Regions from separate parts of the Homo sapiens genome. Here region 1 is linked to region 2. The links are chromatin contacts, found by Hi-C or POLR2A ChIA-PET in ENCODE. All regions are on one chromosome and are shown on one strand. The core of a region is the stretch at or near the end of the contact, and the rest is flanking DNA. Distances in the headings are between cores, read along the strand shown. Region 1 has its middle 24 kb from the start of LINC02104. Region 2 overlaps DAB2 (DAB adaptor protein 2).

Evidence for each region. Hi-C counts contacts between places; a loop is a spot of excess contacts on that map. ChIA-PET counts read pairs that join two places held with the same protein, here RNA polymerase II (POLR2A). Pooled maps may share reads with other maps.
Region 1: a loop to region 2 is called in a map of IMR-90, with 3 times the contacts of the local background. The contact joins two enhancer-like sites. A Hi-C loop is called at or near these places in 19 of 168 maps with a recorded cell type or tissue (DLD1, GM12878, HAP-1 and 12 more) and 7 of 50 pooled maps. POLR2A ChIA-PET finds 5 or more read pairs at or near these places in 8 of 52 experiments (AG04450, BJ, Caco-2 and 5 more).

The regions. Positions count from the first base shown.
Region 1 is chr5:39,541,875-39,547,872 of GRCh38, reverse strand. No RefSeq gene overlaps it. Among named protein-coding and RNA genes, the nearest start is that of LINC02104, 24 kb to the right of the region's middle. Within about 2 kb of position 4,317, at least 2 of the 41 ENCODE cell types and tissues checked have a DNase peak (open chromatin) inside an H3K27ac peak, as active enhancers do; they include endothelial cell of umbilical vein, where a contact is called at or near this core.
Region 2 is chr5:39,396,294-39,402,024 of GRCh38, reverse strand. The region is part of intron 1 of DAB2 (DAB adaptor protein 2); the gene reads left to right. Among named protein-coding and RNA genes, the nearest start is that of DAB2, 26 kb to the left of the region's middle. Within about 2 kb of position 2,369, at least 11 of the 41 ENCODE cell types and tissues checked have a DNase peak (open chromatin) inside an H3K27ac peak, as active enhancers do; they include endothelial cell of umbilical vein, where a contact is called at or near this core.

The DNA of each region.
Region 1 (5,998 bases), core at 3,068-5,567, 140 kb before region 2:
TTATGTCAGGAAAGAATTCCCTCCTGAGACTTTCCTGGCTACGGTTCAGTTGAGAATAATGTTTTCCAGCCATGTTTCCAGAGTCCCTGAAAAGTTGAAAGGAAGTTACGAAGCTCTCACTTTGTATCAGCAGGGGGAGCTGTTATGATAAAGAAACTATGTGGTTTCTTCCTGTGAAATGAAATTGTCAACGTTCTCAACATTTCATTTTCGGGACCAGGGAATACTTAAAGAATGAAATATTGACAGATACTAGCAGCTTTTATACGTCTTATTTTAACGCAAACCCCTTCGTGTTATTTTAAAACGTTATTAAATAAATGTTAAATTCCAGAGTAAACAATTTTTAATCAGAAGGAAAAAGCCTTAGATATTTGTATAAGTTGCCTGTATACATGCCATATTTGTATAAAAAGCCTGCAGAGCATAAGAGTATTTCATGATACTTCGATCACCACGTAATGTAACATATCTCATACTACCTATTGCAATCCCGAAGTCTCTGATGGAAATGGTTGTCTAAAATGGGATTTCCAGGGTATATAAAAGAGCCATTATAATAGCCTCATAAAAACTTAGCTCCCTTTACCACATAAGATATGTTGATGCTGCCATCAACATATCTGTTTCACAAACATCAACTTATCTGTTTAGTACATTCTGGTTTTCAAATTGCTTGGGCCCATTTAAAAATTGAGGGGGAGGAAAGTAGGCAGGCCAAACTCTCTGCTTATTAAAACCAGTCTTTACACTTCTGATGGTTTGTTTTGAAGTCCTACATTACAGCCACACAATGTGATTCCCACCAAGTTAAGGATTAAATGACTATTAACATCTTAAGCAATTATCAAGCTCACACACCTCTTATAACTTGTTTTCTTCTAGCATCAACAAAACACTTACCTGTAGGAACTTCAGAAGTTAAAATCTGAAAAATATTGATATCTCTCATAGACATTTCTGTGGCTGCTGTATATACATTATTGTCAACTATGCCCCCTAAGTAGACTTCCAGGGAAGGCTGGCCAAAGAGAATGCTGAAGTTCAGGTGAATTGAGTCCTGGAAAAGATGGACTTCATGGGGAATTGATTGGGACATAGGGGATTCAAGAACAGAAGAGACGATTTTCAAGGAAGAATTTGAAAATCAATGATCTCTCAGACCAGGTGTATAAGCAATACAATCACCTTAAAGGCTGATATTATATGGGCTAAGGAGTTTCATTACAGCAAAGCATTTCAGATTCTCAGAGATATTATGGGGAAAAGGATATGAGAAGGCAATAAATTGTCCAGAAAATAGACTGAAACTGATAGAGGGCTGGCAGTAACAGAGTCAGCAAGCAAAGAATACAGTATGCAATATACGTCTTTTTTTTTTTTTTTTTTTTGAGATGGAGTCTCACTCTGTTGCCCAGGATGGAGTGCAATGGCACAATTTTGGCTCACTGCAACCTCCGCCTCCCAGGTTCAAGCGATTCTCCTGCTTCAGCCTCCTGAGTAACTGAGATTACAGGTGCCTGCCACCATGCCAGGCTCATTTTTGTATTATTAGTAGAGACGGGATTTCACCGTGTTGGACAGGCTGGTCTCGAACTCTTGACCTCCGGTGATCTGCCCATCTCGGCCTCCCAGTACTGGGATTACAGGTGTGAGTCATTGCACTTGGCCAGTATGCAATATATATTTATGCAGTGGAGGTAGAAGAATTGAGGGAACAGAGAGAATTCAACAGAACTCATTCAATAATAGCCGAGTCTTCCCTCAGAAGAGTTTTGAGAGAAATAATTGTTAATATCCTATAGCATCATGAAATACTTTGTATATCTGCTCTCAATAAAAAAGAGCTAACATATCAGCTATTTTCAAATATGACTAGCTTACAGTAATATCCTTTCTGATATACTTATCAGCTGGGCTGTCACTGGATACAGAAAGTTCTGAAGCATCTTGTAACTGGCTAGGTACTCATTCTGAACTGTGGCCCAAGCAGGGCTAACATGTCTCTTGGGGCTAACATGTTTGTTTCTTCTTTACACAATGAACTCTTTTTAATTAGAATAAGACTGTGCATTCTGTGTGTCCTCCAAGGGGACCCTGATCTCCAGAGACTTCATTAGAGATGTAGTGAATGAGATATTACCTGTCGGATCCAGCAATAAATCAGTAATGGAAGGTTTGCATTGATAGTAGTCTGGGGTTGAAATTGTTCTTTCTTTGCAGACGTTCAATGAATTTCAATAATTTTACATAAACATCTCATTTATTAAGCAGTATTAACTTAATCAGAAATAAGAAGGCTTTGTATTTCTAAATCATTCTTTTCCAATTATTTTATACCAACACTTCATTCTCCTCTGGCATCTAAGGTAGCTCCATAGTTTCCAGTTGCTTTCTGATATTAAGGCTTAGTCCAATTTAAAACATCAAACATTAGTTTATTCTCCCCTTCTTTCCTCTTCCACTTTACCCAGTGCAAGTAGGAACGGGCACCCTCTCTAATTAGGAGTCTGCCTCAGGTACACCATCACCTTGCATTCCCCTTGTTGTATTCCTCTTCATGGTATCGAGCTGAGAGGTAGAACAGGGAAAGGAAAGAGTGTAATGCTAGCAGGCTGCTATCATAACCTTTCCCTCTTGGTTCCTGCTGTTTTTCTGGCCAGCACAGCCTAGCTGTTGATATCATCTGCAAGGCAGGCCTTCAAATTCTAGCTCTGGGGAATAAAGGTATGAGTTTTTGGAGCTTCAGTGATTTTAAGCCAACTTTTTCAAGCCCCTGAGCTCTCACTGCTGGCCATATAGTGCATGGCCTCGTGTTGCCGGGAATCTGTCTTGGAAAGGAGGTTGAACAAGCCCAGCTACATTCAAAGTAGCATCCACTTGAACCTCAGGCATCACCTGTCTTGGCTCTGAAACTGGGTGAATCCACACTACCCCTACATCTCTTCTCTCTCCAAGACTGTTCTCCCCTGCTCCTATGATGAAGAGGTAAATCCACAAGTCCTTTTCCTCAGCAGATGTCCAATTAGGTAACTAAATTATATGACAGCCTTTGTAAATGAGTCTCTTAGAGCCTCTCAGGAGGTTTTAGGAAGAAAGACCAGGTACTCTAATTTCCCTTCCCTCCCTTGGGGAAGGCAGGGAATTTCCTCTTATCTCAAACGCACCGCATTCTAATGACCCTTGGATCTGCTCCTCTCTGTCTTGTTCCCAGTCTTATTATATAGAAGACGGAGGCTGGCAGCAGTTTGCTGCATCCATCACCTCTTAAGAAGCTTTGGCTCTGACTCTGGTGACTGTCAGTTCAGATATTAAATACTTTCCTGTCCTCAGCCTTGGTCCTAATTACCAACCTCAGAAGTCCCACTAAGAGCTTCTTACATGTGGAAGGTAAACAAAGTTCCTTGGAAGAAAAAAAAAAAAATACAGATAACATACGGATATTTAGAATAGGTATTTGGCCTCAGTTGGGCCGCTGTTAAGATTTTTTCATCATCATCCATTAATTCAACATATTTAGCAAATAAGAACTAAATGCCTACCACAAGTTGAACAAAATGATAGACTCTTATAATTCAGAGAAGAAGAAAATGTATTCCCTGCTCTCTAAATGCCATTTCCTACTGTATAGTATTTAAAATCCAGGACTGTGGATGCCAGTGTGAAGGTAGGGGCTGAGGGCAGTCAGGGCAGAGGGAGAACATACAAAGCTGGAGAAGGCAAGGTAGACTTAAAGAAGAGATGGCATTTGAAAGGGCTCTTAAAAAATGAATGGCATCGATCATCGGGCAGGAAAAAAAAATAGAGGAAATAATATCAAGTAGAGATAATAATGGCATGAGCAAAGACAAAAAGATACAAAGATTGTGAGGCAGTTAATGCCTATGCCTCTGTCAGCGGGGTGGTGAGAATATAGTGAGGGCTGGGCCTCACCAAATCAATTGATTCAAATTCCAAGCTCCTTAACTGGTAAGGAGTGAAAATTCCAATTGAAAATGGGAAATTCCAAACCGGTTAAGGAGTTTGGAATTTTTCTGTATATAAAATGGAGAATTGTTAAAGGTTTTAAAGTGAAATAATGATGCATGGAATACCATTTTAACAGTAAGTCTCAATATCAATATGAAATAGATGAGCAACTAGGGAGTTGGGAGACGACATGATCTGGAGAGCTGGTGAGTGCATGAACTCAGTATATAACAATGAGGAAGGAAGAGAAGGAACAGAGATGAGAAATCTTTAATAGTAGAATTAAATTGAGAATGACTAAGGGATTTTAAGCTTTGGTGTCTGGACGTGTAAGATATGCAGATATTCTTGCTGAGATAGGAAACACAGGAAGAACTGGCTGAGAAGAAGAGAATGAGTTCATTTGGAGATGCAATACTTTAAGGTGATGAAGAACATCTAGGAGGAGCTTCCCAGGAGTCATTTGGGCCTGGAGTTCAAAGCAGACTGGCTAAATGAGGGAACAATCAGTGAATAGAGGAGGCTTGAAGCTAGGTGAGTGCACGAGAGAATGTCCAGTTAGAGTATGTAAAGGGAGCAGGGAGCTTGGGACAGAGCACTTAAAGAACTGAAAAAGGATGGAGAGGAGGTAGTGAAGAAGCTGGAGATAAAGATATCAAGAGAAAAAAATCAGGATGGACCAGTGTCTCAAAAGCCAAGGAAAGAGGAAATGTCCAGCCCGACTGAAGCAGTTCCAGTGTGAAGTGTTAGAGAAAAGCCACATAGAATAAAAACTGAAAAAAAAAAAACTCATAAGATAAAGAAATTGGGAAGTATTTGGGTGATGCTGGATTTAACTAGACCATGCTTCTCTTGTGTTTAGATATTTGAAATGTATGTTTTAAAATAGACTTTTTGGAGAACTCTTAGCTGTCTTTTGTGTCGGAAATCTGTGTAAATGCTGATTTTTCCAAAGAACATGAAATGTGCTTATATCCTTACATTTTTCTTTAGGATAAACAAATTTTGAGCTAATAAGCAAAAAGGAAGAGACATGCACTTAAAAAAAAGCATTTACTGTACATGAAAAGGGCCATTACTAAAACAGTTGGAAGTGATAACAGCAATTTTTCTCTGTAGGAAAGGAAATAACTTAGATTCAGGAAAAGGAGCTTGCTGACAAGGCAGTCAGTCATATGTCTCCCCAAAGGAAGTTAAGAGATTGGTTTTTTAAGGTCACAGTTCAATGGAAAGTGAAGTTGATGTTCACTTGAATAAAGCTTTCTTCACTTATGCTGAGTGGATTATCAAAATAACTAACAGAAACAATAGAATGAGATGGTAATACCTCCCTCAGTCCTCCGAGCTTTTCAATGTCAAGTCAGATTATTTGCTGAAAGAGCAAGCATCTTGAAATATGATGAGAAAGTTCATATAGGATTTTTTTTTTTGCTCAACATCTTAGTCCCATATAGCTACTTAATTGTATATTTTCTTGAATAAATACATCAAGAATAAAAGATTTTCAAAAATATGTCATTCTCCTTTTGTGAAGAACTAGATCAGTGGCTCACCATATAAATGTACAGTATTAGTTCTTATATTCATAGAAAATACATTATCAAATAAAAAACGATTCTTTTATATGTTAATTCTAATAAAAAACTACTTCAGAATATGTATGGACTCAAAGATAACTCAGGAGAAAGGAGATAAGATTAATAAAGTGCTTGCTGTACTTCAGGCATATGCTGAGAATCGTGGTGATATTAATGACATAGTCTATGAGTCATGCCCAGTGACCAAGGGCTCATGTGTCCTCTCAACATTTGAAGCAGTCTTCGAAGCTACCCAAAGCCCCACTGGATGTTGATCTCATCAGAATATGGTTATCAATGATCTTTGACCCGTTGTCATCCTGAATCAAGGATAATTTCGATCTTAGAATAAATGGAGGTAAAAAGAAGTAAAAGACTTTTATCTTGAGCCCCTCACTATAGACTGGTTTCTCTCTCTTTCAAGGGCCTATCTCTCCCCTCTTTTGTTGAAA
Region 2 (5,731 bases), core at 1,120-3,619:
TTTCACCTTCCACCACGATTGTGAGGCCTCCCCAGCTACGTGGAACTGTGAGTCCGTTAAACCTCTTTTTCTTTATAAATTACCGAGTCTCAAAAATACAAAAAATTAGCCAGGCATGATGGCAGGCGCCTGTAGTCCCAGCTACTTGGGAGGCTGAGGCAGGGGAATGGCGTGAACCCGGCAGGCGGAGCTTGCAGTGAGCCGAGATCGCACCACTGCACTCCAGCCTGGGCGACAGAGCAAGACTCCGTCTCAAAAATAAATAAATAAATAAATAAATAAATAAATAAATAACCCAGTCTCAGGTATGTCTTTAACAGCAGTGTGAGAACAGACTAATACAGCTACCATTTGTTAAGCACTTTCTAAGCCAGGTGCAGCTGTCGCTATGTAAGTTCTTACTGATTTTTTTTCTAATAGCTCAGCAAACTATATTCTCATTTTACCAATGAAGAAATGAACATTAGATAAATTGTCTCAAGCCACAGAGCCAGGAAATGATGAATCCTGGGTGGGTGGGACTCACAAGCCTGAGCTATTAGCTGCTATGCTATCCCACCTCTACCCAAAGTTAACTGTTTGATAGAATCTTAACTCTGGTCTGACTTGGTTCCAAAAACAGGGAAAGCATCTTGGTTCAAGATTTACTAAGTCCTCTAAGTCCTGCCATATCATTTTCAAAGATTAAAGGCAATGATACCTCCTCGCTGTAAATGCATAACTTGTGGATAGCTCATTGACTCGGGCTTGTTTTGTTAGTGAGGCCCCTACAGTAGTGTCAGCATTTACAAGAAAATCTTCTAAGGACTCCTTTTCAGTATGCATTAGCATAGTCTCATTCCTCAGTGAAACAGGCTGTAAAAATCTTACTGTCTGCTCAGTTTGGTCTTTGCAGAGCAGAAGAGCCTTCCTAAAAGCATAAGAATCCAAAAAAGCAGTTAAAGGAAGGATTTGCATAAAGTATCAGAAACAGTCTAACTTTGCTACAGCATCGCTGGTAATGACCCCTATTCTTAAAGAGCTACTTTGAAGATAGCAGTGAAGGCTGTTTGCTGCCCTCTTGGACCCCGAGGTCTGTCTTAGAGGTTAATATTTCACATGTTGTCCTAATTCCGCACTTTAGCTGAGGCAGGCAGAAAGTTCAAAGAAACAAGGAAGCACATTCTCTGTCCAGTACAAAGTACTGGACATTCTAAACAAATATGTTTATGTTGCTTTCTTCTTGAGTCTCCTTAATTCCTTTCCCTGTGTCTATTATATGTGGCTTCTTGCTAAAAATTAATGGTGTGTTAATGTCAGTGGGATGATGACTTTTTGAAAGTAGCTTATAAAATCCAGGTTAAAATCAGTGGGATTCAAGAAAAGACAAGAGAGACAGTATATATAAGAGAAGAGAAAACACAGACTATGCTCACTTTGAGCCCAATGGCTTATGGCGGATTGATTTTCTGTTGCTGTGTCCATTTCATTATTCATAAAATAGAGACACATTCAGCCGGATGCGGTGGCTCACACCTATAATCCCAGCACTCTGGGAGGCCGAGGCAGGACCTGAGGGAGGTCAGGAGCTCGAGACCAGCCTGGCCAACATGGTGAAACCCTGTCTCTACTAAAAATACAAAAACTTAGCCAGGCATGGTGGTGGGTGGCTGTAATCCCAGCTACTCGGGAGGCTGAGGAAGGAGAATGGCTTGAACCTGGGAGGCAGAGGTTGCAGTAAGCCGAGATTGCGCCACTGCACTCCAGCCTGGGCAACAAGAGTGAAACTCTATCTCAAGAAAAAAAAAAAAAGAGAGACACATTCTGTTTCATAGGCCTTTCGGAATAAGTGTTCTTAGTGGTTGGTATACTAGGTGTTTGTCCCATTCCCCTTAATGTTAAAAATAAATTCCCTACCATCTGTTGAATGGGGCTACCACTAAGTCCTTAACTCAAGTTATTCCTTTTACCAGCATTTTGAGACTGGCAAAGCACTTTTCCTGCCTGCTCTGTATAATTAGGGTAAGAAGGTAGGCTTGGGAGTCACAGGGGAGGATGGTTGACACTTGTATTATGATATTGCTTCAAAACCTTGGAATCATTAAGTAGTACCATTGCTGATGCCAACACATTCCTACTGGTAGAAAGGATAAGGATATATAAGAAGTGCCAACCAACTTTACCCCTATAAAGCCTAGACTAATCATTGTCCACCATGCTGGCAATTGAAGGATTCAAAACACTAGACATTTTATATGAATCACTAAGGACTAAGCAACAGCTGATTTTTATTATTGCAAAGCCCATAGTCATTCTAAGATGACTCATGCAGTCTTCCAGAATAAATTTCTCAGAGCCTTCTCAGAAACCAGGAGAGATGTTGCAAGCTCCAGAATCTCTTGCAGTCATCTGATGCTAGTCCCACAGAAGGGGGAAGTCTCTGCATTCTTTCAGGGAGATTTGCATTAAGTCCAAAATCCAAGTTAGAGATCTTCACTTAAATGGAAGCTAATTTTATTCATATAGCAGAGTTTCCTTTACAGCTTTCTGTTCTATCTGAGGCCTTAAAAAGGAGTCAGGACTATAAGATAACTTTAGATCTTCCTTTGTTTTTACATGTGTCATCTTACTTCTCTTTTCAATCTTCTAATGAAGGAAACAGCCAGTCCCTGAGAACCAGGATAACAAACTAGCTATTTTTAGATGGGGAACTGTGCTTGTGAGCCTTTTTATATGTTTTTGAGCTTTCATTTGTAATCCTTGCCTTGTGATAACACCCCTTGGGTGTATTTCCTGACTAATTTTGCACTTTTTGAACTGAAGGGACCTGAGACTACACCCAACGAGTGAGAAAATTGTATACTTCCTCCTTGTGCTGCACTCACTTGCTTCCCTTTGTAAGAAATTTTTACCATCCTAGAGCTTTCAAACAGACCCCATTGCTTAACATAAGCTAGACACTTTCTTCAACAGAGCCCCAGTTTGGAAAGGTAATCAAAGGAATTAACTAGGGGACTTTTGGTCCTCAGATCCCTTTTCTAGGCCCAATCCCTTTTTTAAATTCAACTCATTAAAAACCCTGCTAAAAGTTTTATGGATGCAAGTGACAATATTCAAATGCATTACATTTGAATATTGACTATTAAGTTTAAACCAATTATTCTCTACAGATGGATCTAAGTCTGTAAGTGAGCTGCCTTCTACCCACTGCATGTTAAATGATAACTTGCCTATTTGACAAGTCTATGATGGGGACGTGCTCTTTAAACCTTGGGAGAAATGTGAATTATCACTCTGGTGTATGCATAACTGGATGTACACTTTTGTTAAAATCTTGCAATAAGTCTTGAACATTTTTTTTGTAAAGGGGTTTGTAGTCTTGGGGCCTGTAAGCAGAGTCTACCTTCTGATCATTTCAGGAAGTAGAGATAGATATATTTTCAATTGTATGGCCTACAATGGAGACTTACCCTTGGCTATTGCAACTCAACATACACATCCATTTTCTTCAGGGAATTTATATTACAGAAACTTTTCCTCCTTATTTTTTTCTTCCTTGTCCCTTGGAATTGCTCATACCCAAATGGCGAAAGGATATAGTCAAAGGAAATCAATTACCTTTAAAGCAATTCCAATGCTATGAAAAGCTGTATTTAAATATCTGAACAGAGAAATTTTTGCTATAAAAACTTACAGCAAGGTAATGCCACTCACCTTAGAATCCTTCCATTTGGCCCAGTCTGCCAACGCTAGATTCGATACCTGGTCTTCAGCTACGTCTTGTGTTACTTTTATGACTAAACCCAGATGCCACCGTTCCCTCCCCCAAAACCCCTCAAAGTGCTTTGTGGCACTTCTCAAATTCTTTTAAAATAGTCTCATGTAAGAATACAAATTGCCAAATTTAATGAGCTAAGTCTTTTCATGTCAGAAATAATACCTTGCAGTGAAGTATGATATCCGGCTTCAAAGATGGGCAACAGACTCTTAAGCCCAGGTCACTTTTTCAGCCAGTGATTCTAACCCAGTTCTGGGCCATCTTGCTGCTGCTATCAACACATGCATTGATGAACTCAACATAATACTGACCTAAGCAAGACAGATCTGAAGGTATAGTCACACACACTTCAATTGCCTCCCATGAAGAAAATAGAATGTATTCTGTTTTGGAATATATTGTTGCAGTTCTTGTTCTGGGCCTAGAAAGTTAAAAGTAGATATCGAAGTATATAAATATAGCCTTGAAAGCCAAAATAATATGGTTTTTAAAAGCATATAAGGATTAATATTCAAGTGAAACACTTGAATCTGCCACATTTAGGGTACCCTTAAAGAATAGTTTTTTGATCTGGAAAATCAAAACAGATTAGCCTTACCATTGTGTCAGTTGGAGTTCAGTCCACACCAGTTATTTTAAAAGATTTTAATGTTAAGCATTAATTCCCACTCGAATACTAACCAGGCCTGACCCTGCTTAGCTTCCAAAATCAGGCTTGTTCATGGTTGTATGGCCGCAGATATTAAGTGTTAACTAGGTATAAGTTGTTAGCTAGAAAACTGAGAGAGTAAGAAGAGAAGATCAAGTCATCACTGGGTAAGTAAACTACAGAAAGCAGCTACCACCTCTAGGGCTGAGGGGACAAAGTTAAGACATTGGAACCATCAAAGTTTATAAAGCTTGCAGGAGGGGGTCTCATGGTGCTGATACTGAGGCCTCTGAGAAGGGAGTACTGCTTAGCTAGTACTGGAGTCCCTGTGCTCTGAGGGCCTGGGACCTGTTGGCCTGGAGAGAGTATGCCAGAGGGCTGATGCTGATGTCTCCAGGACAGGCATGATGAGACTAGTTCTGCAAGTGTTAAAACTGGATTCAGGGGCTGTTTTAGGAAGAAACTCTTGCTGCTGGAGTGAAGAAGTTCTACTAGAGTCACACTCCCAGGAGTCTCAAGTCATAAGGAAGTCCATGTGGAGCAAGCAGACATGTCCGAGTCCCTTCACCAGCTTGGCAGTTTCCCTCCAGCGCACCTTACTGGCAGAGCCAACATGCAGCCAGCAGGCAAAGCAGGAATGTTTGCACAGTCTAGCTCTGGCTTCACTAACCGGAGATAGAGGTGGTTCTGAAGCTGAGACAACTTAAATGGCACAGATCACCCCTCCAGCTACTCAGCATCCACATACACCCTTCCACACCTTTCAACTTTTCCTCTGACAGCCACACAAGTGTTTCCATCTAAAAAGGTGCAACTGTCTTTCATTCAGAGAAAGATGTTCTCACCCTCTCCCCAAACTGGGAAGCTGCAAAGACCCCATAGGCATCACATTCATTTCTGGAAAACGGTTACTGTCTTTGGGCTACATTAACCACCCCTAGACTTCAGTTGCAGTCCCATCTGAATAATTCACTGCCTAAAGACAAAATTGTACATTTAACTTCAAAAATACTTGCATTAAAAGAGAAGATAGAGAGATAAGAAAATAGGTAATACATACCAGTGTATACACATAACAAGCAAGGAAGAAAATACGCATAGCTACAACTGCCCTCATTACCATCTGCATGAATGCCATCTATATCCCAGACATTGAGAAATGAGTCTCCTACATTCAAGGAGATTATAGTCCAGTGTGTGGGCAGACAAGCAAATAGACTTGTGTGTAAACCATGCAATGGACATGTGTATTTCAAGAGGACTACGTGAAGCTGTGCTGGAATACAGCTTCTCAGCTGAGATTTGTCACTGCAGTGTTGAGGAAC